Linked DNA regions of Mus musculus: regions 1 and 2 are each linked to region 3. Evidence: chromatin loops called from intact Hi-C (ENCODE). Cell type or tissue: left cerebral cortex. All regions are shown on one strand. Each heading gives the region's core, and the rest is flanking DNA. Links, peaks and the distances in the headings are about the cores only.

The links. Peaks named below come from ENCODE experiments on the same cell type or tissue, not always from the same donor. Only the 100,000 strongest peaks of a DNase experiment are listed, where the experiment ranks them.
Region 1: a loop joins it to region 3, with 8 times the contacts of the local background. A loop is called at or near these places in 22 of 42 quality-filtered maps.
Region 2: a loop joins it to region 3, with 2.4 times the contacts of the local background. A loop is called at or near these places in 16 of 42 quality-filtered maps.

Annotation. Positions count from the first base shown.
Region 1 is chr11:98,260,006-98,270,541 of GRCm38, forward strand. It overlaps Mir5119 (microRNA 5119), which reads left to right and starts at 2,601; the gene lies at 2,601-2,657. It also overlaps a transcript of Cdk12 not described here. In left cerebral cortex, for the core only: a CTCF peak has its summit at 5,226 (motif pointing right); DNase peaks (open chromatin) are centred at 4,432, 5,248, 6,246 and 6,874; H3K27ac peaks cover 345 bases.
Region 2 is chr11:98,432,499-98,443,034 of GRCm38, forward strand. Erbb2 (erb-b2 receptor tyrosine kinase 2) reads left to right here. Exons shown (of 27, transcript NM_001003817.1): 17 at 413-551; 18 at 633-755; 19 at 901-999; 20 at 1,394-1,579; 21 at 1,716-1,871; 22 at 2,002-2,077; 23 at 2,304-2,450; 24 at 2,777-2,874; 25 at 3,027-3,215; 26 at 3,431-3,683; 27 at 3,815-5,218. The coding sequence ends at 4,170. It overlaps Mien1 (migration and invasion enhancer 1), which reads right to left and starts at 6,490. Exons shown (of 4, transcript NM_025559.2): 1 at 6,360-6,490; 2 at 6,149-6,246; 3 at 5,739-5,815; 4 at 5,210-5,647. The coding sequence starts at 6,448. The coding sequence ends at 5,564. In left cerebral cortex, for the core only: a CTCF peak has its summit at 6,553 (motif pointing left); DNase peaks (open chromatin) are centred at 5,761 and 6,504; H3K4me3 peaks cover 1,315 bases; H3K27ac peaks cover 574 bases.
Region 3 is chr11:98,337,051-98,347,586 of GRCm38, forward strand. It overlaps Gm33099, which reads left to right. Exons shown (of 5, transcript XM_006534642.3): 4 at 309-461; 5 at 1,477-3,848. The coding sequence ends at 1,845. Gm38970 (a long non-coding RNA gene) reads left to right here and starts at 4,209. Exons shown (of 2, transcript XR_880194.2): 1 at 4,209-5,268; 2 at 5,448-6,809. In left cerebral cortex, for the core only: CTCF peaks have their summits at 5,083 (motif pointing left) and 5,704 (motif pointing right); DNase peaks (open chromatin) are centred at 5,111 and 5,743; H3K4me3 peaks cover 984 bases; H3K27ac peaks cover 841 bases.

The DNA.
Region 1 (10,536 bases), core at 2,435-7,434, 78 kb before region 3:
AGAAAAAGAAAGAAATGAAGTTGGAAAACCAGTCTTAGTTGCCTGAATTAGGATTTGAACTTTGGTTTATTAAATAGTTATAGGGAGCAATAGAAGTGAGCTAAAAATGATGTTGAAGCCTTTCATAACTTTATTGGGCCAAGGAAATAATTCTTTAGAATGCTGTTCTTGCCCAGACTTAAGGCAATAAAGACTGTCACTAGTGTGAGACCAGGGGACTCCAAAGAAAGGAGGGGAGTTCACAGGAGTTAGGCTTGCTGCCAGCATAGGTGTGAGTGGGGTGTGGGTTGGGGAGGTTAAAGGATGGTTTCCAGATGAGGGTCCCAGGACACAGTTGAACTGATGGTAAAAGTTAGGTAAGAGGTGGCTGCTTAGTTGCTAAGAAGCAGGTGCTTGTTAGCTACATGCAGTGTACCTTTGTTCAGTGTTGAAGAAGACAGGAGCACACCCTACTAAAGGAGGACTGGAGCATGCATTGTGACCATATGCCTCCAGTACCTGCCCCAAGCTTTTTTCACTTTGGAGAACCAGGCAAGAAAGTCTGATCCTGGTATATAGCAAAGACATCAAAACTTCTAGCTCATGTTATCTGGGGAAGAATATAGAGGTGATTTTTAGTTGGTTGTGGTGTTTTGTTTTTTGTTTCTTCTGTTATGCTTTAAAGATGGGAAATGAATGCCTGTGGCGGTGTGTGCTGTGGAAGCACAGTCTTCTGGCTTGATTCTTGGAAGGCCTTTTTCTGTCCCTCCCTGGGGCTCATTTGTATATCTGGTTCCTGCTCCCAGAGCCATAAAGTGGGAGCCCCCATTTATTAATTGGGTTGGGACTGGGGAGGGGGTCGGCAGGGGACTCTTTAGTGCAGCAGGCAGGGGTCTTTCCGAATGAGCCCATTAGCCAGCCCCAACGGCAGCTGAATCGGGGCTGCAGCCAAGTCCTCTCCGTTTCAAAAACCCTCCATCGCCTGCAGCAGATCAGAACAAGGCCTGCGGGAGCCCTTAGCTTCTGATTGCAGCTGTGAGGAAGGACAAAACAATTTATAGGAAGCCAAGTAGCTCTTGTCTCACTGTCTTTCTCTTTCTGACTTTGGGGAGAAAGAAGGCTGGAATGCTGTGTCCTCTCTCACCGAGGTTTCTTGCAGGCATGTACAGGCACAAAGTAGGAGAAAACAGGAGTGTGTGGGATTTGGTATTTTTCTCTGCTGTGGGTATATTTACATATCCTTCCCATCTACATACAGTTGTGTTGGACTAGCAACCACTAAGTATATGGGCTTTCTATATAGGGTTCCCTTGGGCAAAGTCAAGTGTGTATGCAGTATGCCAGTCTGAGTGTGGGCAGAGACAGTCTGCCTGCTTTATCAAGATGAGAGAGTTAGCTCCCTTAACTTTTCCTCTTAGGAGGAAGGGCTTAGCATTTAGAAGAACTCATTTGCTGCTTTATTCAAAGTGTATTAGAAAGGCATATACTACAGTGGTACTGCGTTCTACAGTGGCATAGAGAAGGGTGTCGGGCCTGAATATCACAGGGGAGGGAGGTCTTCACCTTACAGAATTATAACTTTCCAGAGCTAAAGAGAGGTATGTAATCCAGCCTCTTTTTAGAGCATGATGCTGAAGCTTAAAGAAGGACAGTGTCTCATCCAGTCATGCAATAAGACTGTTGCGCTATCTAGGACTAGCTCCAGAGGCAGAATATTAATCTACATGAATAAGCATGAAGCCCTCAGCTTTTCGAGTGCCTGTTCCTAATAACCCAAGGCTACTTTAAGAAGGGAAAAAACAGATTCTGAAGGGGGAGAGACAGAAATTGAGGAGGAAAAGTAGATTTAAAGCTATTAGTATGAAACCATGTTATGTATCATTCAAGAATAATCTCTTAGTAACCAAGTGTGGTAACATACACCTTTAACCTCGGGTCAGTAGGTGGAGACAAGCAGATACTAAGGTCAGCCAGCGCTACATAGTGAGACACTGTCTTAAATTAGACTCCTTCACAGCCAGTTAGATAGCTTGTAAAAGTGCCTAGTCTAGCAAATTGAGATCTATCCCTAGAACCCACATAATGGAAGGAGAGAACCAATACCTGCAAGTTGTCCTTTGACCTCCACAAACACTGGCACAGGCATCCCTCCCATACACATATACATAAATGTAATTTTGAAAAAAGAATGGCATGCAAATTTTACAAATAATTTTTAACAATATAACTAAATTGTTGGGAAGAAAGTGGTAGTCATAGCCAAAGATCTTAATGCCCGTAGAGTTACCCCAAATTTTCAAAGAACCCTTGGCCCCAAACTAAGGGACTGATACTAGGGAAAACCTCCTCAGAGGCAAAGTGAAAAATTCATACCAAATCTCAGCTTAGGTTCTTTGTCATTATAATAAATTTATGTCGGAAGAATCCAAATGGAGAGAGAGCACCTTGAGGCAAGGCTAGAGGGAGTTTCACTGAATGGGATATGGAATCATGACTCAGGAGAGTTGGTGGGCACCTTCTGCCTTTCTCTTATTTGTAGAGCTAGGGGAAGCTATTTGGTGTTCTTGGACCGTGCATAAGGAAAAGTGTTGCACAGTGGTCAGAACCAAAAATAAGCTTATCAGGGCTGGCCTATGGGACAGATACTATAAGTCATCTCATCCTGGGGCTGGGTCTGCTGTACCTCCTTATGCTTGCTTTTACTGGACATAAAAAATTGGGAACCTGTTAGTAGCAAAAAGGAAAATGCTGACGAAAGCAGCAAAATGCTGAGCAACATGAAGATAGTTAAGGTCTGTGTTAGGGATCTACCAACTGATACTGTCCGTGGATAACAAGGAGACAGATCCCATTGTGTATCATTTGTGGTCAGTCCACTGCATTATAGTTGAAAGAATATAGGAATATGGGGTTAATCTCCATGCAAAGACTTTGTTCCTGCAAAGGAAATGCACAATAAACCTAGTTACCCAAATTGCAACTAATCTACTCTTGTAAACCTTTCTGTTTCATAACTAAGGCCATTTTCTGACTTTAAACTCCTTAAAGAAGCTGTGATGAACAAGAGAACCTCCAATTGAAGATGGTGGTCTGGTCTAAAGTTATGTTACCCCCTCCAAGTTAGAATCTTGCATTAACCATAACATGCATTGGCCTCTATAGTATTTCTGTGTTTCACAGCTTGTATTCTATTAAATTTTCTGACATATACCTTAAGTATCAGGGCCATGGTTTTTTACTTATCATCCTGGGAACTAGTCTTTGGAGGTAGGAATCTGGAACAGTCAGCTCTTCTGGAAGAATTCTTAAGATTCATTTGCCACTTTGGGGGCATGTAGGTTTAAGAGAATTGGAGAAAAAGCAACCATCATACTGTTACTGTTACTGTAGCTGTCAACATTGTAATCTCCGATGCATGACCACATACCCTCTTTGCACTGGTTGCTTGTCCTGTGTCTAATGTAGCTTCTTATTTTTCTTTGCAGATAGCAGCAGCAGGGATGGCCTTTGAAGAACTCCAGACACCCATCAGTTACCTTGCATCCAGAGCCTCTCAAACAATCTCATTCACAATACTTGAAGCCAGGTAGGGACTTAAAGCCAGTCAGAAGCCACTGGCCTGATTGTACATGGAGTAGCACCCCACTTGTGACAAGGGCAGTTTCTTCTCTGAAATCCCCAAAAAAGTGTCCTGAGTTTTTATTTGGCCCTATTCTGGTATCCTACCTAGTAGTTAACAAGCTCTCTCCAGCTAGAATGAGTGAGCCCTCTCTAACAGTAGCAGTTACTTCATTCCTGTGTTACCAGATAGATATGCCTCTACACGGGAGTACTGACATTATTATTCAGTTACTTTCAACCTCCTTTAGGGTGAATATCTCCCTTACCCATACCCCTTCATATACAAAACACTTTTCCCCCAAAAGCTGTTTTTTGTTTTGTTTTCTATTTCTTTTTTTTTTAATATTTATTTATTTATTATATATAAGTATACTGCAGCTGTCTTCAGACACACCAGTCAGATCTCCTTAAGGATGGTTGTGAGCCACCATGTGGTTGCTGGGACTTGAACTCAGGACCTTCAGAAGAGCAGTTGGGTGCTCTTATCCGCTGAGCCATCTCACCAGCCCTGTTTTCTATTTCTTTAAGTCAAGATAGGACAATGCTATCTCTTCTTGCCTCTAATGAACTTCACTGCCTTCTTTCTAGGTTCAGTGGAAAAGTCCACCTATCCAAACACTGCATGAGACACCAGAAGTGGAGGCCTGCAGCTCTGCAGTCATTCCCAGAGCCGGCATCTCCACCTTCCCTACCTGAGAGTAGGTACGGTGTTTCACTCACTTCACAGATGATGGGTGGCCTCTAGCTCTGTCTCTATCACTCGTGTTTATTTCCTTTCCCTGCCTCTCATATGAACTGGGACTCTAGGTTCTACATCTAGTTTCTCAAGGAATATTTTTGTTCAGTGTCTCCAAAAATGGAAGGCGTTTGTGACTCAGCTCTTCTTCTCAGTAGTTTCCAAGTCCTAGTATTTAGGATGCCCTTCTAGTGTCCATCAGGTGTCCATCCCTTTTCTGTAGTTTAGAACCGTTTCCCTCCTGTTTAGCAGGTAGTGGAGGTAGTAAACAGACTGTGATGATGGTGAAGAACGATCCAGTAACACATAGCCTCCCTCTTGAAAGCTGAAATTTTGAAGGCTTAACTGGAAGAATACCTGGCTCTTTTGAGTGTTTATCTAGTGTCTGTTCTTTAGGACCAGTATCTTGCCTCTGTCCCTAACACCCACATATCCCAGCGAATGGAAAAGGAACAGCTCTAGCTAGGGTATAGTCTACCAGTAGATGTTACTCTTGTAACTATGATGTCAGCTTTATTCTGGGCTCTATGGAGAGTTGTCAGGGTTAGAGCATCTTCCTGCCTCCCGGATGCTAGCGGTGACCCTGTCTTATCCTTTAGACTTTCTGACTTCTCTCTCGGCAGTGCTTCTCACCTCTGCAACCCAGACAGCCAAAGCAGCAGGTCCAGATAAGTGCCTCTGGATCCATCCCATAAACAACCATCAAACCCAGACACTAGTCAGGTGCTGTTTCCTAGAAGCATGTGTGTCAGAGTTGTTAGAAAGCAGGACATGTCAGAATGTAGTCAGGTACTACATGCCCATGAACTTCCCTAATGGCAAAGGTTACAACTGCTATTTAGTTGTCTTATCAGTCAGGTTACCTGACCAGTGGGGCAACTGCAGTTCTGATTTCTACCACACGAGGGCACTGCTGGCCAATTAAAATCCAAGCCCCTTAGGAAACAGATGGATGAGGGCGCTCTTTTCAGGGAATGATCAGAAACACTCCCAGAGAGCCAGAGAACCTGGCCCAGAAGCCAAAAAAATAACTGATACCACTTGTAATTCCCTTAAAATGGCCTGAGGCCTAAATACTTGGTCTTTTGGGCCTGTGATTGAGTGGATACCCAGCTGAACTTAAGTTCCAGGAGCTATGTCTTCTTCAAGGTTTGCCTGACTCCAGCTGTTTAACCCACTGTCCTCATCCCTTCAAGATGTTGAGTTCCAGTCCAGGAGGATGGGGTTGAATGGTTTCACAAGGGAAAAGGTTTTCTACAAGTATTCAAAGGAAAGTGTCTTTGTGAGAAAGTATGGAAAGAATGGAGTCTAAAATAGTGGGTGACCTCATCTCTCCCCCTGACAGCCAACCCCCACCCCCAACACAAACCTACAGGATTCAAGTTTAATAGATCTTTGTGTCTGTTTGGGCAAACCACATCTAGGACTCTAGAGAGCTCTGAGCCAAAAAAAAAAATGTATCAGAAAACAGCATGGTGGGGACTCTGTGCCATGTCATGACTCGCTGGGCATGCCAAGTGGCTTGGGATCCTGTGGGACTGAGGACCCCACAGTTTATACTCAGTCAGAATGAACAGGCTCAGGGAGATGACAGGGTCTTCTTCCTTTTCCTCCTTCCCCCATGCCTGAAGGCCCCTCCCCAGGAGGACAGCTTGATTAAACAGTCGGTGCTGCTGGAATTACTGCACAGCTGGTGCTCCCCCCAGCACCCCGAGCAGAGCAGCAGTGCAGATTAAAATCTCCAATTAGCGTTAAAGTGAAGTGAGGAGGTGCTGAGGCTGCCAAGGCAGCCAGGCCGAAACCCTGAGTTGGCACCCTCGCTCATGCCTGATTCTGAGTGCTACCCTTAGTCACTCCTTTGTGAGTCCTTTTCTGACAGTGCTCAGTGTCTGTTAGACTTGTATCACTTGAGGGGGACCTTGGGTTGGAGGCAGATGTCTTAACTGGTAAAATGCTAGGACTTCATAAATTGGAAGAAAGCAAGATCAATCAGTGATTGTGAAGCGCTGTGGACAGCCAGGCTATGGCAAGTGCTACTGCTGCTGTGTTTTGCTTACAGAAAGAGTCAACAGGACAGATCCCTTGGAGCTTAAGGTGCTCAGGGGCATGGTGTCCACATGAACATACATCTGTGTATATTTGATCCTATCTGTCCTATCTGCTCCCACCCAAATTATGGCTCCTTTCCTCCTCTCTCCATTTTTCTCTTAGCCTTCTTATAGGCATGAGTAGGCATAGCTGAGCCCCAGAGTGTCCCTATGCCTTTCCACCTGGGTCCTAGCTAGTTGCTCTTTATCTTCCTAGTTTGGAGAATAGCAGAGGTAGGTATTATACCAAGACGAATCAGACCTTTCCCTCCTGAACATCTTACCCACTCCAGAGATCCCTCTGCCCTTTCCTTTTGTTCCTTGCCTGTCAAATTCAGAAGCAGGGTAGAACAGCTAGCCACACTATCTAACTGCCCTCTGCCCCTTTAAGAGAAATGGAGGTGGTGCCTAGCTGACTTAACCTACTCACACCTCAAAAAATTAGACACCAGGGCATGGTGCCACTCTCCCAGACTGGCACATGCTACCCTGGCAGAGGTTCAAGCACACCCCCATGTCATATTCCTACCCTACATCTTCCTCTACTCTCTCTCTCCCCACATCTTTTTTTTTTTTCCTCAGCTCAAAGCACAGCTGAGCCTTAAAAGGGGGGTGGGGGTGGAAAGACCAAGCTGGGGCAGGGGGGTGTAGTGCGCCAATAGCACGTTTTCACCTGCCATTTAATTGGATGTATTTTTAATTAATGGGACCTCAGGGACCAACATGAGACAATCTGATCTCTGAATAGGGACAGGGGAGGGATTGGATAAGGGAGGAGGATTGGGCCACTGGGTGCGGTTACCAGGAATCCGGGCCCATCAATCACTGGCCACTTTGCGTTCTGGCATGGAGAATAGCGAGGTGGAAGAAAAGGGGAGGCATTGGGGAAAGGTGCCAGGATTTCCCCCCAACTGGCAGGACCTCCAGAAGAGATGGAGTTGTGCTGATTTACTCAGGTTTGCAGCTTAAATTTGCAGCCAGAATTGTAGGTAAGGCTGTGCTCTTGCTCCTGCAGTTTTGACTAGATGGGTTGATCTCAGAGAGTATAACACTATGGAAGGGGGGTGGGGTAAAACTTTGAGGTCCCTGAAGAAAAAGGGTAAGAACTAGGGACCATGGACCTGGGGCTGTGGTAGAGGAAATCTGAAAGGGGTAGAGTTGGGGGCCATTTCTACACATTTCGATAGGAAATAAGTACCATAGCAGTTACATGGAAAATGACACCCAAATGAGATCTGGTGAATTTGGGTCTGAATCTTAGAACATTAATGTTATAAAGACGGGAACTTGGAGCTCATCTTATCTGACTCATTCCTTATACAGATGTGGAAGCCAGACCCAGAGAGGAAGAACAAATTGAATCCTGCTCTGAAGTTGCTTTATGTTCTGGATTTGGAGAGTTCCTGGGAGCATTGGGCAAGAAAAAATAGGTAGGTAAGGAGAGAAGAAAGTCAGATGAAAAGTGTAAGCAATGTGTTCTGTCCTCCACTGCCTGAAGTCTCATGTCGCTGGCTCCTGATTGTTGGAGCAGTTTAGGAAAGTCAGCAGATAGAGTTTATAAGAGACACAGTGGGGAACCATACCCTTTGTGTGGCCTGTTCCAGAGGTAATTATCCTTCAGCCCTCTCTGTAGAATTCTGCCATGTTTTAAGGTCTAAGGGAAAGAAATGCTTCAGCTACCTCAACTATTAACCAAAAGGCAAATCTACCAAGGAAAACTACATTTTTCCTAGTGGAAATCTTATCACAAGTTTCCATGCTATAATAAAAATGATTGGAAACTGTTATGCTAAAGTGTCCGGGGTAGTTTACACCTCTTGTCCCACTACTACAATAAAAACAGTGGTAAAATGCAAGGCCCTACAAGAAAGCTAGGAGTGTTCCTGGATCCATGTAGCTCTAGAGTCTTAGGTCCCCTCTGGCTCTTACAGTGATGGCTTTCCTGGCGAGAAGGATACATTTCCAGTCCAGCTATCTATACCCTGTTCCCTTACTTCCTTTATTGTCTATATGCTAGGGCCAGGGAGAGAAGGATGAATGAAGGTAATGGAAGGATTTCCTACCAGTTTCCCAAAGGTGGCATTTCTCAAAATTTTCCTGTCTTAAAATCTTCAAAATTCTTTGATCTGTGCTTTATGAGGCTAAACTGGGGTGGAGGCAAGATAGGTTGGAGGGTTAAAAGGCAATACCAGTAGAATTCACCACGCTTTCCGACTCCCATCCTTACCTTCCTTCCACTCCTAGAACTGTCTTCTTTTTTAGTAACCTCAGGCCCTTGAGAAACACAGGATCTGCCTCTAGCTTCCAACCTTTTCCTGATCTGCCTTAGACTGTCAGGGGCTGTCATGGTCTGTTACTCACAGACAGGGTGAGAAGCCCTCATATTCCCCTAGGACAGTCTGGAAAAAAATCCTTCTAGGCCCCATCCTGCATCCAAGTGCCTCAGGGCTGTTGGTATCAAGAAACTGTGCCAAAACCTGTCCTGTCAGGGGGATGAGGAAGAAGAGAAGATAGTGTTGATGCTTTAGAACTGAGACCTGTCGTTCCACCCATGGGACTGGCTGCTCAATGTAGTGCAGGACAGTCATAGTGAATATTGTTTGAGGATAGGTGGCTACTGTTGACAGAGCTGCTCTTTCAAGTCTGACATACAGAGCAGTGAAGATAGCACAAAGCAAAGGAAGAAAGGTATCTATTCTCTGTAGAAAAGCCTCCTCCGGGGCTGGTGAGATGGCTCAGTGGGTAAGAGCACCCGACTGCTCTTCCAAAGGTCAGGAGTTCAAATCCCAGCAACCACATGGTGGCTCACAACCATCCCTAACGAGGTCTGACTCCCTCTTCTGGAGTGTCTGAGGACAGCTACAGTGTACTTACATATAATAAATAAATAAATTTAAAAAAAAAAAAAAAAAAAAAAAAAGAAAAGCCTCCTCCTCTCTTTATAGGCCTTGGTGACTGGGTCACCTCTGCTCCAGGTGTTGGAGGCACAGGAAAGCAGTCACCGTGCATTCTGAATGTCCTTTGAGGGACTAGAGCTGCTTTCCCTCCTTCTAATTCTGCCAGGCCTGACACCCACTTCCAAGGTTATCCCAGGGTGTCAGATCTATAGCCTTAAGTCCAAGACTAGAACCTGCTAAGAAGTCCAGAAGAAACTCAGGCCCTTTGTGGGAAAATACCTAGATATGAAATAAATATAGTAGAAAAAGATAGCAGCACCAAGAATTCATTACATTCTGGGATTAGTCAGCATTGGCCTAGTATTCCTCCCTTCAGTTTTCCTTTCTTTTCGTTTTGTTTTGTTTTGTTGAGACATGGTTTCTCTGTGTAGCCCTGGCTGTCCTAGAACTCACTTTGTAGACCAGGCTGACCTCGAACTCAGAAATCCGCCTGCCTCTGCCTCCCAAGTGCTGGGATTAAAGGCGTGGCCACTACTGCCCGCCTCCCTTCAGTTTTCCCATGGGTGAGAATAGATCTGGAAGTCTGAACCTTTCACCCCGATACTTAGAAAGCTGTTGTACAGATTCTCCTTATATCTTCCAGGGCCTTAGACAGGAAAGGAGAGAGAGAGATTGACAGAGGTGGCAGTGCCATTGTGCTCACTGGCCAGAGATGAAATCAGGAGACATCTATTTCTGAAACAGCATTCTTACCCCATCTTCTTCCTTTTACATGCTGATGGCTCTATGCCCAAGTGTGCTAGCTCATCTGGCAGGTGATCCTGTTCCACTGTGCGGGCAGCCAGTTCTCTGCACAGAGCACACACTAGGGTCTCACGCTCCTTTGCTCACTCCTCTCCGACTATGTTGTAGATTCCTAGGGATGAAATAGAGTGGTCCTGGGGTAGGAAGTTGTGGGCACTGGGGCCTATGCATACATATTTGCCTGTCTGTAAGAGGGGGAGGAAGAAGGCTGCTGGCAGCTTAGCAGAGCTTAAGGTTCTGGTGACTCACAGCAATGGGGGTGGTTCATGAAAACAACAGAGGGGAAGGGGGATCAAGTCTGTTAGAGTTTTCTTTTGCCCCAGTCCTGCCTACTCTGAGCTCTGTAGATGAAAAATCTCTCATTAGATTAGGAGATGTCCCAGCTATGAAAAGAAAGGGAGAAGTGGGAAAG
Region 2 (10,536 bases), core at 3,471-8,470, 96 kb after region 3:
AGCCAGTCTGGGCTATATCGTGAGGTAGCCTCAAGACTAAGTATACCAACAAATAATGGTCTGGTGACTATCAGGGACCCTGTGTGCCCCAAGATAAGCAGAATCATAGACGATTATATCATGGAGAAACACGGGTCCTGAGAACTTAGGTGCAACTGCTGCAAGGCAGGGGAAACCATGGCTCCTTGAAGAATGCTTTGGCTAGTACCTGAGAGTTTTGGGGTACATATAACTGGACCCCATTTCATATGAGGCAGAAGCCCCTGGGGTGGGCTGCACAGTGCAGATTAACAAGGTGGGTTATCTCCTGTGAAGTTTTTGAGCCAAGGGACATTCCTGTCCTTTCATGGGTTCTCTTCAAGCTTCCTCCTCAAACTAGTCCCCAGTCTCTGATTCTGGCTCTTGTTTCCAGCCCAGTGACATTCATCATTGCAACTGTGGTGGGCGTCCTGTTGTTCCTGATCATAGTGGTGGTCATTGGAATCCTAATCAAACGAAGGCGACAGAAGATCCGGAAGTATACCATGCGTAGGCTGCTGCAGGAGACCGAGGTGAGGCGTGCCGAGGGCCTCCTAGCACCCCCTTGGCTTTGCAGCTAGCTGGGCATTCACCCTACCACCCTCTCGCTCCAGCTGGTGGAGCCGCTGACGCCCAGTGGAGCTGTGCCCAACCAGGCTCAGATGCGGATCCTAAAGGAGACAGAGCTAAGGAAGCTGAAGGTGCTTGGGTCAGGAGCCTTCGGCACTGTCTACAAGGTCAGGAGAGGACCAGTTCTGGCATGGGTGGATCTGGGGGAGGGGCATGGTCAAGAGACTGGAGTGGGCCAAGCTGGAGGCTGGGGACGGCTACTCCTCAGTGTCTTAATGGGGGCCTGACTCTAGTCCCTTTCTTTTCGCTCAGGGCATCTGGATCCCAGATGGGGAGAACGTGAAAATCCCCGTGGCCATCAAGGTGTTGAGGGAAAACACATCTCCTAAAGCTAACAAAGAAATCCTAGATGTAAGCCCCCCCCCCCCCCGCTAGGGAAGCCCTCCCCCCTTACCCTCCCCCTTGGGAATGTGAGGAGCCCTCCCCCCTTACCCTCCCCCTTGGGAATGTGAGGAGCCCTCCCCCCTTACCCTCCCCCTTGGGAATGTGAGGAGCCCCCCTTTAACCTCCTCCTTGGGATTGTGAAGATCACCCCCCGTTTTTGTTTTTTTTACCCTCTCCCTTGAGAATGTGAGGAGCTCCTAGGTGCAGATCTGGGCTGCTTTTTCCTCATTGGGGTTTGACTCTTCATCTTCCTAGTCTGGAGGCCCTGGCTGTAGCCAGTGAGGGAGGGTGAGGGTCTCTGGGAGAGTAGAGTGGATGGAAGTTGATGGTTTCCTGTATCCCTCTGTTCCCTTGTCTGCAGGAAGCGTACGTCATGGCTGGTGTGGGTTCTCCATATGTGTCCCGCCTCCTGGGCATCTGCCTGACATCCACAGTGCAGCTGGTGACACAGCTTATGCCCTATGGCTGCCTTCTGGACCATGTCCGAGAACACCGAGGTCGCTTAGGCTCCCAGGACCTGCTCAACTGGTGTGTTCAGATTGCCAAGGTATGTGCTTTGGGGGTTGCTGGCTCTGCAGATCTTTTGGGTGCAAATCCCTGCCTTCATTCGGGGCCAGGATGAGGTGGGAGTACCCCTAAGGTGTGATGTAGACTCACGTGCCACACGGATGCCCTTTGTCCAGGGGATGAGCTACCTGGAGGAAGTTCGGCTTGTTCACAGGGACCTAGCTGCCCGAAACGTGCTAGTCAAGAGTCCCAACCACGTCAAGATTACCGACTTCGGGCTGGCACGGCTGCTGGACATTGATGAGACTGAATACCATGCAGATGGGGGCAAGGTTGGAGGAGGGAGAGGAGGAGGGAGAGGTGGGGCGGGCTGGATTGGTATCTGACCTTTCTTTGGGATAACGTGGAAAAGGGTCACCTCCCTACCACACCCAGTCAGGACTTCTTACTCTGCATCCCCAGGTGCCCATCAAGTGGATGGCATTGGAATCTATTCTCAGACGCCGGTTCACCCATCAGAGTGATGTGTGGAGCTATGGTGTGTGGAGGCTGTAGATGCGTTGCTGGGCAGGGTGGGATGCAGGCAGAAGAATGAGGGTGGGGATAGGAGGAAGGGGAGGAAGGTTGTCTATGTCTACCCAGTGCAGTCTTATGGCCACCTGGGGAGTGAGGAGACTGGGTAGACCCCACCTCTTGGCACAGCCCCTCCCTTTGCACACCCAGACTTCCTCTGTCCCCCGACTCCTGACGCCTGTCTGTCCTAGGTGTGACTGTGTGGGAGCTGATGACCTTTGGGGCCAAACCTTACGATGGGATCCCAGCTCGGGAGATCCCTGATTTGCTGGAGAAGGGAGAACGCCTACCTCAGCCTCCAATCTGCACCATCGACGTCTACATGATCATGGTCAAATGTGCGTGGCAGGGCTGAGCCTCAGGCAGGCAGAGAGGAAGGGTGGTAGACCTGTGTGCGGGCGCTTACAGGCTGGGGGATAAATGGGAGGTGTCCTGGAGGGAGCCTCAAAGGTGCCTTACCTATTCACAGTGGAAGTCCTGCCAGAGGACATCTGTGGAGAGGAGAGAGGCCAGTCTAAAAGGGGACCCTAGAAACGCTCCAGGGTTCTGCCTCAAGATCCCAGAGTCCAGTTGTGCTCTGCCACGGGAGGGCTTTCAGCTTAGCCAGGGTTGTCTAGGCCAGGCTGGTCCTGGGACAAGGATGCTGAACTTTTTTCCGCCTTAGGTTGGATGATTGACTCCGAATGTCGCCCGAGATTCCGGGAGTTGGTATCAGAATTCTCCCGTATGGCAAGGGACCCCCAGCGCTTTGTGGTCATCCAGGTACTGGGCTTTCCCACACCATACCTGCTCTGACAGCATCCTCCCTCCTGCAGGGATAGCCCCTGCCTCTAGCCAAAGCTCGGTGAACCCTTCCAGGGAACTAAACACCAGGCTGGGAGGGCTGTCACCTCGTGTCTCCCCTTCCTTCCTAGAACGAGGACTTAGGCCCCTCCAGCCCCATGGACAGCACCTTCTACCGTTCACTGCTGGAGGATGATGACATGGGGGAGCTGGTCGATGCTGAAGAGTACCTGGTACCCCAGCAGGGATTCTTCTCCCCAGACCCTGCCCTAGGTACTGGGAGCACAGCCCACCGCAGACACCGCAGCTCGTCGGCCAGGGTCAGTGCCCACCTCGGAATAGGGATGGTCCTGCCCTTTGAGCTCCCCCACCCTCACCTTTCCTGAAGATTCCATTACCATGGCTGCTTTCCAACCCTTGGGGCCCCACTCTCTCCATCACTGCCACCATCGTGACCTGTGTTTCTCTCCTGGGACCCCGTTGTTCCCCTCGCAGACTTTTGAGTAGCTCCCATCATGACCTTCTCTTACCCCAGAGTGGCGGTGGTGAGCTGACACTGGGCCTGGAGCCCTCGGAAGAAGAGCCCCCCAGATCTCCACTGGCTCCCTCCGAAGGGGCTGGCTCCGATGTGTTTGATGGTGACCTGGCAGTGGGGGTAACCAAAGGACTGCAGAGCCTCTCTCCACATGACCTCAGCCCTCTACAGCGGTACAGTGAGGATCCCACATTACCTCTGCCCCCCGAGACTGATGGCTACGTTGCTCCCCTGGCCTGCAGCCCCCAGCCCGGTATGAAATCCAGGCCCGAGAGATTGGGAGGAGAGGGGAGTTGAGAACCCTCAGGCTACACCCACTGAGGGGCAATGATGGGGCAGGAATATCTTGGACCCTTTCCCTAACAACATCTCTTCTCTCCTCAGAGTATGTGAACCAGCCAGAGGTTCGGCCTCAGTCTCCCTTGACCCCAGAGGGTCCTCCGCCTCCCATCCGACCTGCTGGTGCTACTCTAGAAAGACCCAAGACTCTCTCTCCTGGGAAAAATGGGGTTGTCAAAGACGTTTTTGCCTTTGGGGGTGCTGTGGAGAACCCTGAATACTTAGCACCCAGAGCAGGCACTGCCTCTCAGCCCCACCCTTCTCCTGCCTTCAGCCCAGCCTTTGACAACCTCTATTACTGGGACCAGAACTCATCGGAGCAGGGTCCTCCACCAAGTACCTTTGAAGGGACCCCCACTGCAGAGAACCCTGAGTACCTAGGCCTGGATGTGCCAGTATGAGGTCACATGTGCAGACATCCTCTGTCTTCAGAGTGGGGAAGGAAGGCCTAACTTGTGGTCTCCATCGCCCGCCACAAAGCAGGGAGAAGGTCCTCTGGCCACATGACATCCAGGGCAGCCGGCTATGCCAGGAACGTGCCCTGAGGAACCTCGCTCGATGCTTCAATCCTGAGTGGTTAAGAGGGCCCCGCCTGGCCGGAAGAGACAGCACACTGTTCAGCCCCAGAGGATTACAGACCCTGACTGCCCTGACAGACTGTAGGGTCCAGTGGGTATTCCTTACCTGGCCTGGCTCTCTTGGTTCTGAAGACTGAGGGAAGCTCAGCCTGCAAGGGAGGAGGCCCCAGGTGAATATCCTGGGAGCAGGACACCCCACTAGGACTGAGGCACGTGCATCCCAAGAGGGGGACAGCACTTGCACCCAGACTGGTCTTTGTACAGAGTTTATTTTGTTCTGTTTTTACTTTTGTTTTTTGTTTTTTTTTTAAAGATGAAATAAGGATACAGTGGGAGAGTGGGTGTTATATGAAAGTCGGGGGGTGCTGTCCCCTTTCTCCATTTGCAATGAGATTTGTAAAATAACTGGACCCCAGCCTATGTCTGAGAGTGGTCCCGGGCCGGGTCAAACCGTATTGCTCATCTGACACACAGCTCCTCCTGGAGTGAGTGTGTAGAGATCTTCCAAAAGTTTGAGACAATTTGGCTTTGGGCTTGAGGGACTGGGGAGTTAGGATTCCTTCTGAAGGCCCTTTGGCAACAGGGTCATTCTCCGTTGGACACACTCATACCAAGGCTACCCCCAGAATACTCCGTTGGACACACTCATTCCAAGGCTACCCCCAGAATGAAGTCCTGTCCTCCCAGTGGGAGAGGGGAGCTTGTGGAGAGCATTGCCATGTGACTTGTTTTCCTTGCCTTAGAAAGAAGTATCCATCCAGGAAAACCCCACCCACTAGGTGTTAGTCCCACCCACTAGGTGTTAGCAGGGCCAGACTGACCTGTGTGCCCCCCGCACAGGCTGGACATAAACACACGCCAGTTGACACAAGCATTTGTAATTACTCTTTATTGCCAAGAGCCGACACTGCCCAGGATTCAGGGAAAATAAGTTATAGCAACCGTGGCATCTGAAAGGTATTGCCACGCTGGGGAGAGGACCAAACTGCAGAGGGCACAGATCCCGGGAGAGCGATGGTGATGTTCACAGAGAACATCTCTTTTCTGCCTTTGGCCACAGAAATGTCTAGTCCCTCCTTGTGCCCTAAGAGGCAAAGTGAAGTCAGGGTCTTAGTTACCTAGGGCCAAGTGAGGGGCTAAAGGTAGAGGGATTCCTAGCGTAACCACAAGGAAAGGTTTAAACCCCAGAACCAAGCTTCCAAGAATCATTTCTTAGTCACAGGATGACACAGGGAGGCCGGCTGTTGGTGATCTTTTCTACAGGTTCTCCATTGCTGGCTCTTCGGATGGCTTCCATGAGCTAGCGGACAGAGACATGGGCGAGTGTCATGCACAGGAGAGGAGGGTGTGTCTCGTCTCAGCCACCCTCCCGAGGTACATTAAATACTCACGTCTTTCTCATAAGGAAACCCTCCATTCTCCAGCTTGGAGAACACCAGCTGTCCATTGATCTCAATCTCGAAGGCCCCTGGTAGGAAATAAATGCAAGAACGAACTAAGAACAACAGGCAGAAGTTCAGGGAGGTCCTTGGCACCACCTCGAGTCCAAGCAAGACTGTTCATGGCCTCGGCAGACACCGATCCTGAAGCCATTCAGCCCCAAACCCCAAAGTCCTCACCCGTGCGTCTTTCCAATACGCCATTAAGAGTTCCTTCACTCCAAACCCACAGTAGGCATTTTTGCTATGTGTCAGACCCTACTAGGGGCTTTATATACAACAGCCAATGTCAGCTCTAGAATGTAGGGAGAGCTGGAGTTTTATCACATGGACTGACTCAGCAGGTGCTCTGCGGACCTCACCTGTCCCCCCGAGTCGCGACTCAATCTCAATGCCCGGATACTCCTCCTTCACAGCGCTCGCCAGCTCCAGGTAGGTCGCCTCAAAGCCGCAGGGTTTACTGGGGAGAAGAGACGTGGAGTGAGCTGGGGTTCCGGGGGTGGGGCCTCCCGTGGATCCACCCCCATCTTGCGGGCGAGCACAAGAGGCTCCTTTTCAACCCGAGTGGCTTACCAGTACTCCACCACGATGTGGACTCCACTGCCTGCTTCCACCTCCCCGGGAGGGGGCACTACGGACACCGGCGCTGGCTCCCCACTCATTGCTGCCCGCTCCGCTGCAGGGCTGCTTCCGGGTGTGACGCCACGCCAAAGTCACGTGGGGGGCGTGTCCGTGGGCGTGTCCGGACCTCGCTTTGCGTCGGGGCGCCCTCTGCCGTCAGCAGGTACTGCTACATCTTGATCCAGCTGCAGAGCGAATATCCTGGACCAGCACTGATCCTGGGTTCTGAGAGCTCATTGGCATCCAATGCTCACAGTCATGGATTTGCTTACTAACGAACTGCCTGTGATCACAAAGCTATTTTCCATTTACAAAAGACAGAGAAAATGGGGCAGGCGGCCGAGGTAGCTGATGGTCTGTGATTGGTGTTGCTATTTACCTCTCGAACGATGATAGCGTTTGAAACCACACCATACTGCTTTTCTTTCGAGTTCTTTTTTTTTTAACTTTTAAGAATATTTTAATTACGTATATATGTGTATAAGTGTGAATTTATGCATGCGAGGGCATCTTTAAAACTTACTACATTTATTTATTAATTTGTGGACGAGTGTGTATTGGAGGTGGGGGCCATGCCATAGCATGCTTTTGAAGGTCAGAGTACAGCAACTTTCGGCCTCCTCCATCTTATCATGTGGGTCCCAGGGATTGAACTCAGAGTATCAGATTCTGTCTCAAAGGTCTGTCTCTTACAGGTCAAGCGTCTTCATCAGCCCAGAACTCTAGTTCTTTTGACTCTGAAGTGCTGACCCCCACTTTATGCACACTCCTCATCCCTGCCTCTTGCTAGAGGGCTAGTGTCATTGAACTCAGTTTGTAATTCTGGAACTGCAGCCTGGGTCCTCCCTGTCTCTTCCTTCCCTGAAGCACCACTACAGTATCGTAACAAGTCACCCATTCTGGTGTCCCTTGAAACTGTTCATTGTTGGGTCGGTCTGTGTTTGCTGAGTTCTGACGTCATCCCATCTAGTTATAGGATATTTCAATGGATCTAAGAAGGCCTTTCCTGTTTGCTTGCAGCTTCCAACTCCAGCCCCAAGCAATCGCTGCTCTGCTCTCTAAACTTTTCTGGACATTTCACATAAATGGACTCTTGCAGCATGTGACGTTTGCTCTGTTGTATCAGAGCAAGCCTCCATCCAGTGCTGTGTCCCAGGCGTTCCTTTCTATTGATGAATACTATTTCATTCTGTTGTATAGAAAAAGCACAGATTATTTGTCTATTAACATTAATCTGGGTTTCTTTGGGTTGTTTGTTTTGAGTAAATGTCTTGTAGATGCCTTTGTATGGATGTGTTGCCATTTCTCTTAAGTTCCTTAGAGTAAAATTAAAACTACTGGGCTGCGAGAAATTTATATTTAACTCTTTATGGATTGCCTACCTGCTTTTGTTTTTGTTTTTTGTTTTTGTTTTTTTTTTTCTAAGCAGCTGTAGCATTTTACACCACCAAAAGGGCACAAGGAGTTGTTTCTTCATAGCCACCACAAATACTGGTTGCCTGTCTCTTTGATGATATTACTTTTTTTTTTTTAGATTAAATTTATTTATTTATTTTATGTATATATGAGTAGACTGCAGCTGTACTGATAGTTGTGAGCCATCATGTGGTTGCTGGGAATTTGAATTCAGGATCTCTTCTCACTCCGGTAGACCCTGCTCACTCTGGTCGGCCCGCTTGCTCCAGTCTAAAGATTTATTTATTATTATATCTAAGTACACTGTAGCTGTCTTCAGACACCCCAGAAGAGGGTGTCAGATCTCATTATGGGTGGTTGAGTGCCACCATGTGGTTGCTAGGATTTGAACTCAGGACCTTCAGAAGAGCAATCAGTGCTTTTAACCACTGAGCCATCTCTCCAGCCCTGATGATAGTTATTCTTTTAGGTAATGCAATAGGCCATCTTTTCAAGTAGTCACATTTTTGCTGTTGGTTTTTTTTTTTTTTTTTTTTTTTTTTTTGAGACAGGGTTTCTCTATAGCCCTGGCTGTCCTGGAACTCACTCTGTAGACCAAGCTGGCCTCGAACTCAGAAATCTGCCTGCCTCTCCCTCCCATGTGCTGGGATTAAAGGCCTGTGCCACCTTTGCCCATTTTATAGCCCAGTTAAATTGGGTTACTTTCTTTTTATTATTGGCATCTAAGAGTTCTCTATATATCCTACATACAATATCTCAAGTGAAATAAGTATTTACAAAGATTTTCTCTTGCTATTTGCAGCACACACACACTAAATGAATATACGCAATTAAAATGTTTTTCTTTTAAAAGTCCTTTGCAAGGCCGGGCCTGGTGGTGTACACCTTTAATCCCAGCACTTGGGAGGCAGAGACAGGCAGATTTCTGAGTTCGAGGCCAGCCTGGTCTACAGAGTGAGTTCCAGGACAGCCAGGGCTATACAGAGAAACCCTGTCTTGAAAAACCAAAAAACAAAACAAAACAAAAAAAGTCCTTTGCAAGCCGACAGAGGAGACACAAGCCCTTAATCCTTAGTCCCCACACTGGGGAAGCAGAGGCAGGCCGCTCTCTGAGTTCCAGGCCAGCCTGATCTACAGTCAGTTTCAGGACAGGTAGGCTACACAGAGAAACCCTGTCTGGAAACACTACAAACAAACACACAAACAAATAAATAATCTTTTGCCTAACCCAAGGCTACAAATTTTCTCCCATTGTTATTTATTTAACTTTTTGATGTTTCATTGTGATTTTATCTCTTCAGCTCTGATATTTAGGTTTATGATCTATTTTTCTTGTTTGTTTAGTCTTTTGTTTGTTTGTTTGTTTTGTTTTTGAAACATCGTCTTTGTACATAGCATGGCTGTCCTGGAACCCATTCTGTAGACCAGGCTGGCCTTGAACTCATACAGATCCTTTTGCTTCTGCCTCTTGAGTGCTGGAACTAACGGCACGTGCCATCACCACCTGGCTATGATCTATTTTTTTAGTGGTTATTCTTATTTATGTGTATGTCTATATCTGTGCATGTGCATGCATATGCAGATGCCTGTGGAGTCCAGAAGAGGGCATTAGAGCCCCTGGAGTTACAGGCTGTCGTGAACCTTTGGATGTTTAGTGATTGAGAACTGAACTTGGGGTCCTCTGCAAGAGCAGCAAGTGCTCTTGACCACTGAGTCATCTCTCCAGCTCCTTAAGACCTATTTAGAATTATTTTTGTGCATCATGAGAAGCAAAGAGCTAAATTACTCTTTTAGTATGTGAGTATTAAATTGTGACGGTGCCATTAGTTAAAATATCTTTTATCGGGTATTGTGGTACATGTCTGTAACCTCTGCTATTAGGGAGACCCAGCAAGAGGATTGACTGAATTCAGGGACCTTCTGGGCAAAATAGCAAAGCACTGTCTCAAAGATTGTATCTGTTCATTAAATGGGCTTTGCAACTTTGTCAAGATGCTACTAACTCAGATCATGGTGGCTTACGCCTTCATTTCCAGCACTCAGGACAGAGGCAGGTCTGCCTGGTCTACAAAGAGAGTTCCAGGCCAGCCAGAGTTATGTGGTGAGATACTGTCTTAAGTTAAAAAGAAAAAGAAAGGCTGGGCATGGTGGCACACGCCTTTAGTCCCAGCACTTGGGAGGCTGAGGCAGGTGATTTCTGAGTTCGAGGCCAGCCTGGTCTACAAAGTGAGTTCCAGAACAGCCAGGGCTACACAGAGAAACCCTGTCTCGGAAAAACAAACAAACAAACAAAACAACAACACAAAAGAACAAACAAACAAAAAGATACTGGTAAAAGCATAAAGGTTTACATTTGGGCTGTCAGTGCTCTCATGGATCTGTATACAAATAGTACCTTGAAGTTTTGACTTTATAGTAGTGTATATTTGAAAAAGATTCAATAGAAACTGGAATTTGATGCTTGGTAGTTTAGATGTCAATGTACATTTTCCAATTAAAGCATTTTAAAATTAAAAACAGTATTCATTCTGGATGTGGAAACACCAATACCATGGTGCTCTTGTGGAGGTCAGAGGTCAACTATGGTAGTCTGTTCTCTCCTCACTGTGTGGTTCCTGAAAGGAGAACTTAGGCCCTCAGGCTCGCAGCAAGCTGAGCCATCTCCCAGGCTTCTTCACACCAAGGTATTTTATGATGGCACAGATTTTATAAG
Region 3 (10,536 bases), core at 3,122-8,121:
ACAGTACCAGTGCTGATACTTACAGGGGATAATACTAAGGGCTACCTGGGCAGGGTTTTTTGGTGGGCATAGCCAGGGCAGGAAGCCAGCCTTTAAGCAGCGACATCTTGATTTGTCCTGAGGAGGCTGGTCCTCAGGACGGTGGGTGTCAAGCATAGCCACTGCTTCTTCTGAGATGCAGGGTGGGCCAGCAAAGGGCACCTCAGTCTCAAAGGTGGAGGTGGTTTTGACTTCTGTCTCCTCTTCTCCCCCCCCCCCCACCACTTCCTCTTCCTACTCCACTTCCTATGTCTTCTCCTCCTTCCCAGTCTGGTGCTGAAGATGAAACCCAGGATTTCTCCTACCCATTGAGCTACACTCCCCAGCCCTGCAAGCTTCTTGACAGTGTTCCACTGAGAGGGAAGGGAACAGCCCAGGAGTGGAGCAACCTCCTATTTTCCAGAGAAGAAACCGCAGAAGAGGTGGGGCACAGGAGCACAACTTTTCTACTGTTCCACATTAAGTGACTGGCATAGCTGGAACTAGATCCCAGGGCCCTCGCTGAGTGTGCTAGCACACCCCTGTAATCCCAGCCTTTGGGAGACTGAGGCAGGAGACCACCAGTTGGAGGCCAGACTGGGCTACAGGGTGAGACTCCAAAGCAAAACACTGTTGGGGGTTCTTCTGTCCTGAAACATCAAAGATCAGAGCCCTTGACAGCAATGTAAAACAAAGGTTGGTGTGTGTGTGTGTGTGTGTGTGTGTGTGTGTGTGTGTGTAGGGAGGACATGCCTCAACACACCTGTGGAAGAGGTCAGAACACAATTTGGGGGAATCAGTTCTCTTACCCATCACGTGGGGTTTGGGGGGTCAAACTAAGGTCTTCAGGCTTGGTGGCAAGCACTTTTACCAGCTGAGCCAGCTCACCTGCCCAGAGTCGGAATTTAAACCAAGTTGTGTGAGGTTCGGTCTTGGGCTAATTCACGATTATAAACTGCCCCTCTCTCTAAAGTAGTTTCGGTGACCGGGATGTTAGGAACAGAGGGCCTGGCCATGGAGAAGAAAAGGAGGGACCTTGACAATGTTTGTGTCAAGGACTTGTTCTCTGTCCACCCCACCCCCCCCAAAAACAAAACAAAACACCAGAGTAGTTCCAACTTCAAGGGCATAAGATGGACTCCTTCAGGGCTTCTTCTATATATAGAAAGGGATAGTGTCATTAGACCACCGGCTCCGCTTTTCCTCATCCCTCAGAAGGTGTTTCTTCCTCCAGGAAGTCCTCCTGATTACTCCCCAGGAAATAGTGCTTCTTCTGGCTCTGGGTTTCTAGCTGATTTTAGAAGAAGCTGGTCCCAAAACCTAAGCTTTGCCTCAATCGCTCCTTCTCCTTCCGCTGTAAACCGGGACAGAAAGAGGAGCCAGGCCTCGCAGAAACTCCCCCAAGAAAGCCCTTGGCACCCAGCAGGTCCCCTGCCACTCGCTGCTTCTTTCTCCTAGTCGTCCTTCGTCTGCCTAGCTCCGGGTTCTCGCCTCACCACCCCCGTCCGCGCCTGGCACTGCGCCCGGTGCGCCCCAGCCGCCGGATCGCGCTCGCAGCTCCGACTTCTTGCCTGCCGGGCTCCGTGGCACGTGCCCCGCGCGCCCCTGACCCGTGCTGCACCCCTCCAGGTGGCCTCCGCGCCCACCCTGACCTCCAGAGGTCGCCTGGGGACGGTCGGGGGCCCGGGCTCGGAGGTGGGGGCAGCGGGGACGGCGGCAGGGAGAGGACGCTGCGCCTTTAAGGTGCCACCGCCGCGTGGCAGGGAGACAGCTTGTGCCAGCCCCATTCCGCCCGGCTCCGCTCGCGACGAGAAACACAATGCATAACAATCAGGCGCGCGCTTGGAGCTGTGCCACGCAGCGGGGGCGGGGCGGGCGCGGCCGGGCGGGCGGGGCGCTGGGGTCGCGACCCCTGCCCCAAGTCGGAGGCCGCGGGGGGCCACCCGCGCTCCCCACGCCCGCGCTCTGCACCCCGCAGCCCGCGCGGCGCCCCGCCCCGGCCGCGCTCCCGCTCGGCGCTCCCTGCAAAGTTCATTCCCACTAACTCTTTTCCAGGCCACTTCCCCCTCACATCTGACAATCCGGGGCCCTCATTCTCCCAGTAATCACTCCACTGCACTAATTGCACATGCAAATATGCAAATGCGTATTAATTAATTACTATACTAATTAGTTCTGTGGTATTTGCGAGTAATAAATCATTGGATGGGAGCGAGGAAGCTGGAGACCTGGCCCATTTTCATTCTGCATAAAATTTTAATGGTCTCTCTGGCTGATCCGGGACGGCAACGCGCGGAGAGGCTCTTAAAGGGCCAGAGGAGGCGGGAAAGGGGCAGGGACCGGGAGCTCCGGGTCATCCCGGCCAGGGACTGGCACCCTGGGCGGGCTTGAGACGAATCCCCATTCCCTGTGGGGGCCTGTCTTGAGCCTGCACTTTCCCCCTACCCTTCTCTACCCCTGGCCGCGGGTCCCCAGGGTAGCTTCTATGGAGAGAATCTGAGCGGGGAGGAGGGTGAGCCTCGTTTCTTTAAGAAAGGAAAGGAGGCACGGATCTGCGAGGCCAATGCAAAGGCTTTTGGAGCCCCAGAGACCCTGGGATAAGGGAATGAAGACCCCGTTCCTTGGATGGCGGGGTAAACTGAGTCACAGAACAAGTCAATTTTTAAAAATCTCATCTTCTGTTCCTAGAAAATGTCCTCGGTACCCCTAGTCTTTTCTTGTTTCCTGTGGTGACCATCAAGGTTAGGGGGGCTTCCAGCTTTCTCTTTCCACATGATCACACCGCAGCCCCGCCCCCCGTGGGCACCAGCTGGCACCCTGGCAGAGCAGTCCTCGGCTTGAGTGGGCCCCAGGGACCCTGCTTTATTTCCAGGACATAGTCTGGACCCAGGGCACAGGGAGGGGGCTGGCTGCTTCATTGACTAAAGGCGGCTGAGGGATCAGAGTGGTCCCAAGCCAAGGTCTAGGTGGATGCCAGAGGTGAGCAAAATGGGCAGGTGGGGACCAGGGCCTTGTCCTGAGCCACAACCACTACCAGGGCCCCGCCCTCCAGTTCACTTGTAGTCTCTCTCTAAGTGACTTCCTACTTCCACATGCACAGCATAGGGGCAAAGCCTCAGGGGGCCCCACTGGTCACACCTCAGCAAACAGTGCAGTTGGGGAACTGTTCCAAGAGCTCTAGATGTCTTTGAGACGCAGGCTCCAGGCTCCGCTACCTACCCCCATTTTATGGATGGGAAATAAGAGCACAGGGAGGTTCAAGGTGGCCCACCTGGGATTGGTGTCATGGGCTTTGGCATCTGCATTCCTTACACACACACACACACACACACACACACACACACACACACACAGAGCACACTCTGCCCTCTCTTCCACCTCACCCACAGCTCCCAGTCCAGGTTCATGGGCAAGATCCCATTCCATCCTCATGAATATTAGGATGGAGGTTCTGGGAGCATCCCCATTTTAGGCACGTGGAACCCAAGGGTCGAGGGAAGTTGACCAAGTTGCTCTGGACCATACAGGAAAGCCAGGTTCACTCAATGTCTTCGGTGGGAGGTGGGGGTGGGTAGAAAGGAGTCACGGCAGCCTCTGATTACCAGGGAACAGGAGAGAAAATAGGCTTTCAGCTGGAAAGCTGTGGGGAGAGCTTTCTTCTAGGGAAGCAGGGACCACAGGAGCTCACATGGGGGAGGAGCTTCCCCTCTTTTTCCTGCTGCAGGCTGGGAAGTGGCCCGCGGCTGCCAGAGGAGGGGCCTGGGGAAGGAGACCAGAGACAGAAAGCCCACCAGGACACTGGAACTCAGGAACCCTACCTGGGGTTTCCCCCCCTAATTTTGTCTGGAGCCATGATCTTCATTTTTTTTTTTTAATCAAAAAGTCAGGGGCTGGAGACATGGCTCAGTGGTAAAGAGCACTGACTGCTCTTCCAGAGATCCTGAGTTCAAATCCCAGCAACCACATGGTGGCTCACAACCATCTGTAACAAGACCTGATTCCCTCCTCTGGTGTCTGAGGACAGCTACAGTGTACTTACATATAATAAATAAAATAAATCTTTTTTAAAAAGTCAGAAACTTTTTGGGATTATATATATATATATATATATATATATATATATATATATATATATATATATATATTTGAGACAGAGTTTTGCTCTGTAGCCCTCCCAGGTGTGGGGATTAAAGGGATACTTCTGAGCATCTGACCGTACCCTAGGAAGTTTCACCTCCATGGATTGATTGCTGTTTAGGGGGTCCACAGGAGTTCCCACCTGTTCTGTGCATCAGAGAGGAAGGTGGCTCCCCATTCACAACGGGGCCTTTCTTTTACTGTGTGCTTCTGTTTCTTTTACTGTGTGTTTCTGTGCACCAATTTGTTATGCACATCAATTTGTTACTGTGTGCTTATATGCATCAATTTGTTACTGTGTGCTTTATGTGCGCCAATTTGTTTTCTTTTCACAACGATTTTATTATCCCCCCCATTTTTATAAATTGAGGCAGCGAGGAAAGAAAGGTGGTTGGGGTTGCCTTAGCCTACAGCTAGGAAGTGGTAGCCATAGGATTTGAACTACTGGCCTGTGCTTGGCCCTTCTGCTTCATGTTACAAAGCTTGTGGTGTGGCCAGATTCCTGATGTCCCTGTCCCAAGCAGAGTCTCAGATCCCTGGAGCAGCAGACCTCCACCCTGGGACAGTAGGGACTTGGAGGCACAGGGAGAAAGAGTCGCTTCTTCCATGCCCCTCCTCCTCCTGAGAGGATTCCAGCTACTTTTTCCCCAGTGGAAGAAGCTGGACAGAGAATCTTTCACAAGACCAAGTCTCACCCTGCTCCCGAGGAGGGGGCGTCTAGCAGGAGTGGGTGCTGACCCAGGACGCTCTGCTTCCTCTCAGCATATCCTTGAGAGAAAAGCAGGGTTCAACTTCAGTTAGCATCTGTCAGGGGGATGGCCCTGGCAGAGAAACTGAGATTCCAGCACTCTCAAAAATGAGCCCTGGGCCAAACTAGGGTCCCCTGGCCTCCCAGTGGCCCAAGGGAACTTCAGCAGGAAAGCTATGCCTGCTCACTCCCCAGAGCCAGGGAAAACCTCTGGTGCCACCTTCTGGGCCTGGAAGTGTAGGGAGGGGCACTGGGGTGTGGGAAGGGATAGCCTCCAGGAAAGAAAACACATTTTCATTTTAGCCCTCTGCTGAAGACCAGGGAAGCTGGGCTCACCCGGATTTCCCCTCACTGGGGGTCTGGGGGTAAGTTGGGGGCTGGTGGGCAAAGGAGGCAGAAGGAGTAGGCTGGCAGCCCTGAGCTTCTCCACGCAGCCCCCGGGGCCGGGTGCCTGGGCAGGAGGAGGGGGCAGAGCAGCTGCTGGCGATTTATTAAGCAGTCACGGAAAAATTGGTTTATAAATTAACAGCTGTTTTAACTTTAGGGCCTCTTCTTCAGGGAATGGAAGCAGCCGACTGGACCGGGATTGCAGTGTGTGTGAGGCTGGTGGAGGGAGTGGGAGGCGGCGAGCTTCGGCAGCTGGCATTCTTTGGGGGCAGCCTCAGCTGGCACCTCGGGGGGCACCAGGCAGTGGCCAGAGCAGGGGGTCTCCAGGTGCCGGCGGCTGAGGCGCCCCTCCCCCCTCCATGGGTTGCCGCTTGCGCTCTTCTCACCACATCTCAGCTTCCACCTGGGGGCGCCAGAGAGCATAGATACTACTGTACTCGTTTCTGCCACCAGAGGGCAACCTCGGCACACCGATTTCTGCTTCTCCGGAGATCCGTGGAAACCAAGCTGGGAGGGAAAGAAACCAGGTCCAAAAAAACGGAACTGGAACGAAGCCCAGTGTACGCTAGTGATCTTCCACTCGCGGGTTTTAAACTTGTCGAAGACAGCGGTAAAACCGGACTCCTTTAACCTCAACACTGTGAGTTCGAAGTCAGCGTGGGCTTTTATAGCAAGTTCCAGGCCTGCCAAGGTTATACAGTGGATGTGTCCAAAAGAATGAAGTCTTCAGTGCTGGGGACGTAGCTTAGTGCTAATCTCCTGGACAAGGACTGGGATTCGAGCTTCCTAACACCCTACGCCCAAGGGAAAGGGGGGTGATCTCTGGAGGCTAAGGTTATCTGTGGGTTGGTTTGTTGGTTTGTTTGTAGCCCAGGTTACTCTGCAACTCATGGTTCAACCTCACGACGGCTAGGATTTCAAATATGAGTCACCATGCTAGCTAGAACTGTCTTTTATTTGAACTAGGCTCCGGGAAAAAGCTGCTGAAGCCCTCTGAAGCCTCAGTTGTCCCATCTATAAAATGGGACTATCCTAGAAGATTAAATGAGAAACTGCACCTACAGGGCCTAACTCTGTCCAGGAAAGTAAACGCTCCAAATAGGAGTGTAAAAACAAAACAAAACAAAACAAAAAAAAACAACAAAAGACAAACTCAATAACAAACTTGTTAGTGTCTACAGCTTATGTTTGTTTATTCACTCACTCCTTAGTTCATCTCCCCCACAGTACCTCAGAGTCCAACGGAAAGATACATGGTGTGGAGGATACATGTTAAAACCGTGTGCCATTAAAATCGTGTTCTAAGAGCTTTGATTCTAGATTAGAGAGATAGCTCGGAGAGGTTAAGAGCACTGTCTGCTACTTCAGAGGTTCAAGTCCCAGCACCCAAATGGTGGCTCACAATTGTCTGTAATGCCATCCAGGGGATGTGGCACCCTTGTCTAGCCTCTGCTGACATTGAATTGACATGATGCACACACACACACACACACACACACACACACACACATACACACACGAAGTTAAGAGCACTTGGTGTTTGATTCCCAGCACCCACGTGCCAGCCTACAACGTCTGCAACCCTGGGGTATCCGTTGACCTCCTCTAGCATGGCATGCAGGTGGTTCCCAAGCAGGCAAAACACACATACACATAGCAAACCTTTAAAACAGAGCCTTGATTCACATTGAACCAGTACAGAGGGAGATTGGGCCAGGCAGAGCAAGCGACCTTTCCTCCCCAGTGTGGTGGTAGAGACAGTCACATGCTTATAATACAGACTTTTCAGCTGGACATGGTGGCTCACGACAAAACCCAGCCCTCAGGAGGCAGAGGGCAAGAGAATCTCCAGGAGTTCGAGGCCAGCCTGATCTACATAGTGAGTTTCCAGCCAACCAAGGCTATACAGTGAGACCCTGTCTCAAAATAATAACCAGGGCTAGAGAGATGCCTCAGAAGTTTAAAACACTTGCTGTTTATGAGTCGACCATGGTGGCTCATGGATAAATCCCAGTACTCAGGAGGCAGAGGCAGGCAGAGCTCTGTGAGTTCAAGGCCAGCTTGGTTTACAGAGCGAGTTCCAGGACGATCAAGGCTACACAGAGAAACCCTGTCTTGAAACCAAACCAAACTGCCACCAACAAAAAACCCACTTGCTGTTCGTGCAGAGAACCAGGATTTGGTTCCCAGCACCCAGATGCCAGCTTACAACTCCATCTCCAGGGGTTCAGTCCCCCTCTTGTGGCTCTGCATGTCAGTGATGTACAAGCAAGCAAACACTTATACACAGAATTAAAAGTAAACAGATTGGGCTGGCAAGATGGCTCAGTGGGTAAGAGTACTGACTGCTCTTCCAAAGGTCCTGAGTTCAAATCCCAGCAACCACACGGTGGCTCACAACCACCCAAAATGAGATCTGATGCCCTCTTCTGGTGTGTCAGAAGACAGCTACAGTGTACTTATGTATAATAATAAATAAATCTTTGGGCCTGAGCTAGTTGGAACGAGCAGGGTTGGCTAGAGTGAGCAGAGATCCTAAAAATTCAATTCCCAACAACCACTTGAAGGCTCACAACCATCTGTACAGCTACAGTGTACTCACATACATAAAATAAATAAATAAATAATAAAGATAAACAAATCTTTAAACACAGTTCAAAACTCCATTACAACATACGCTCAGCGCTGTTACGTTGTGTTTGTAAAGTGTTTTCTTTTAAGCGCATAGATTCTGATAGGATTATATTGAATGGTGAAAAGATGCTAGTAGATGAATAAGCCTCAGACGACTGTTTTCCACTGTATTGGCCGAGAATGCCCTTGCCCTCTTTTTTTTTTTTTTTCTTTGAATTGTTCTCTCTACTCCCTTTCCCAATCGCAGGCAAAGATGGCCCTGTGCACCCAGCTAGTTTTCCCCAGCTTCTCTAAGGCTGCTCCCCAAGACTTCCTGGGGCCTTCCTTTCAGCTGCCACATGCCGCTCCTTCCAGTTCCAGCTCTGCTGGGGGTGGGGTGGGGTGCGTGGGTGCCAAGGTCACCTGCTTGATGCCTAACTGCAGACCCACATTGCCAGCCAGCGGTGCTGCAGCCCGAACCCTGGCCGATTCCGCCACCTGCTGGCCGTTCCCAAAACTTCATCTCTTAAAGCGGTGGAGGAAGACTAAACGCTTGAAGACTACCTGAAATCCCGAATTGCACTGGGGCTTAAAATTTGATCCTGTTGAATCATCACAACCACTGTACAGGGTGGGCTTTGAAATATACAGGAGCGAGGAGACACAAAGAAACTGTCTAAGTTCACTCGGGACGCTCCGGACCATCCGGGGCTGACAGACTCTTCGCCCCACCTCCCCACCCCCTCCACCCCCGCCCCCGTGTGAATTTATATGCTTGGGTTGAGGAAGGGAAAAGACCCGATTGTACTTTTTCACCTCCTCAAAGGAGGGCAAAGGCCTCACAGCACCTTCCCAGAGTTGTCTTCCAGAGAAGGAACATGTAGTGGCTCTTGCTTGAAGAAGAAGAAGAAGAAAAAGAGGAGGAGGAGGAGGAGGAGGAGGAGGAGGAGGAAGAGGAAGAGGAAGAGGAAGAGGAAGAGGAAGAGGAAGAGGAAGAAGAAGAAGAAGAAGAAGAAGAAGAAGAAGAAGAAGAAGAAGAAGAAGAAAGTAAATATCAGAAAACCTCAAGGCAGTGTGCTCAGACCCGAGGAGGGACCGGTCGGTCACACCACTATACAACCTTGTCAGTCTGAGCGAGCAGGAATTAAGTCAAATGAGGTCTTGAAATTGTTCTTTGGACTTAGCTGCCTGTTCTTCTAACTCAAGCATAATAACCCAGGAGTGGTATATTATTTTTACATCTCATTTGCATATGATTAATTCCAAGTCGAAGTGAATGGGAGTCACGCTGGCTTCTCAGCCCTCCCACCTGTTTGTCCAGTCCCCCAACCACCACCACACCTCTTGCTAGGCTCTGCCACCCCCATCAGCCTCTACCCACTCCTTGCCCCTGGCCCTCCCTCCCCAGTTCCCTGTTCCTTTCCTCTCTGTCACCCACGCAGCCTCCGCCACCTGGCCGCCCACCGCAAAAACTTTTCCCCAAGTTCCTGAGAAGTCGCGTAGGATCCAGGAGAGAAAAATCAAAGTAATAAAACCTCATTTAATTCCTAACGGAGGGCAGAGCTGTGAGCTGCAATTATCTTAATGTGGAGCTATTTTTATTCTCTTTCCATCTCTGTCTCCTGCTTTTCTGTCATAAGGCATTGTCCCCTCTACTTCCCTTTGTCTCTTAATCTCTCACATGGGTCCTCTTCTTTTTGCTCTCTCTGTGACCAATCCCCCCCACCCCCACCCTCCGTCCCTCCTAGCTCTGTGTTCCTCTGCTCTGTGTTTCCCTCCCTCCCTTTCATGTCTCTGGGGTTGAGGATCCAGAGGCATCACACCCGGGCAGAGCTGGACAAAGAACTGAAGATCACCCACTGTCCCCAAAAGTCCATCTTTTGGGAATAAATTGTGCTCCCATCTCCCTAGCACCATGGGGAGAATCCTTCCTGGTTGTTTAGGACAAACCAGTGGTTCCCAGAAATTTCTAATGGGCACTGAGGTACCATTGGGGGTCGCAGCCTCATCCCTGTCCTCTGCCTCCTTTACCCACCACATACCCTTTCACAGCGACCCCAGCGCAGGGGAACTCCAGCCTCCTACCCCCACTTTGACCTAAAGGCTGCCCAGCGACTCTCTTGATCCTCCCAACATAACAACAGGCTGGGTTTTGCCATTCCTCACCACACCCCATCTGGAAGAGGGGTCCTGGGCCAAGCTAGGAACTGGCAGAGATGCCCATGTCCAGGGACAGCACCCCAGAAAATATGTAAGTCAACAAACTGTGGCCAGGCCTAGGCTGGAGGACATGGAGCCTGTCCACCAGAACATCCTATTCCCAAGAGCAAAGCTTGGCCCCTGATGCGCTCTCTCTCTCTCTCTCTCTCTCTCTCTCTCTCTCTCTCTCTCTCTCTCTCTCTCTCTCTTCCCCCAGAGGGCACTGAGTCTGGGGCAGAACAGCATGCCCCTGACCTCATTTCCATAAGACTCCATTGGCCTCTCAGTCTACCCCTGGGGCCAGAGTGCCCGGCTAGGAGTGGAAAAGTTGCCTGTGGAGTTACGGGTGTGGTGGGGAGGGCTCCTGCTGTTCCTGGCCTAAGAGTGACCAGAAGAGAGGACAGCCAACACAAACAGAACCCCAGGAGGGCACA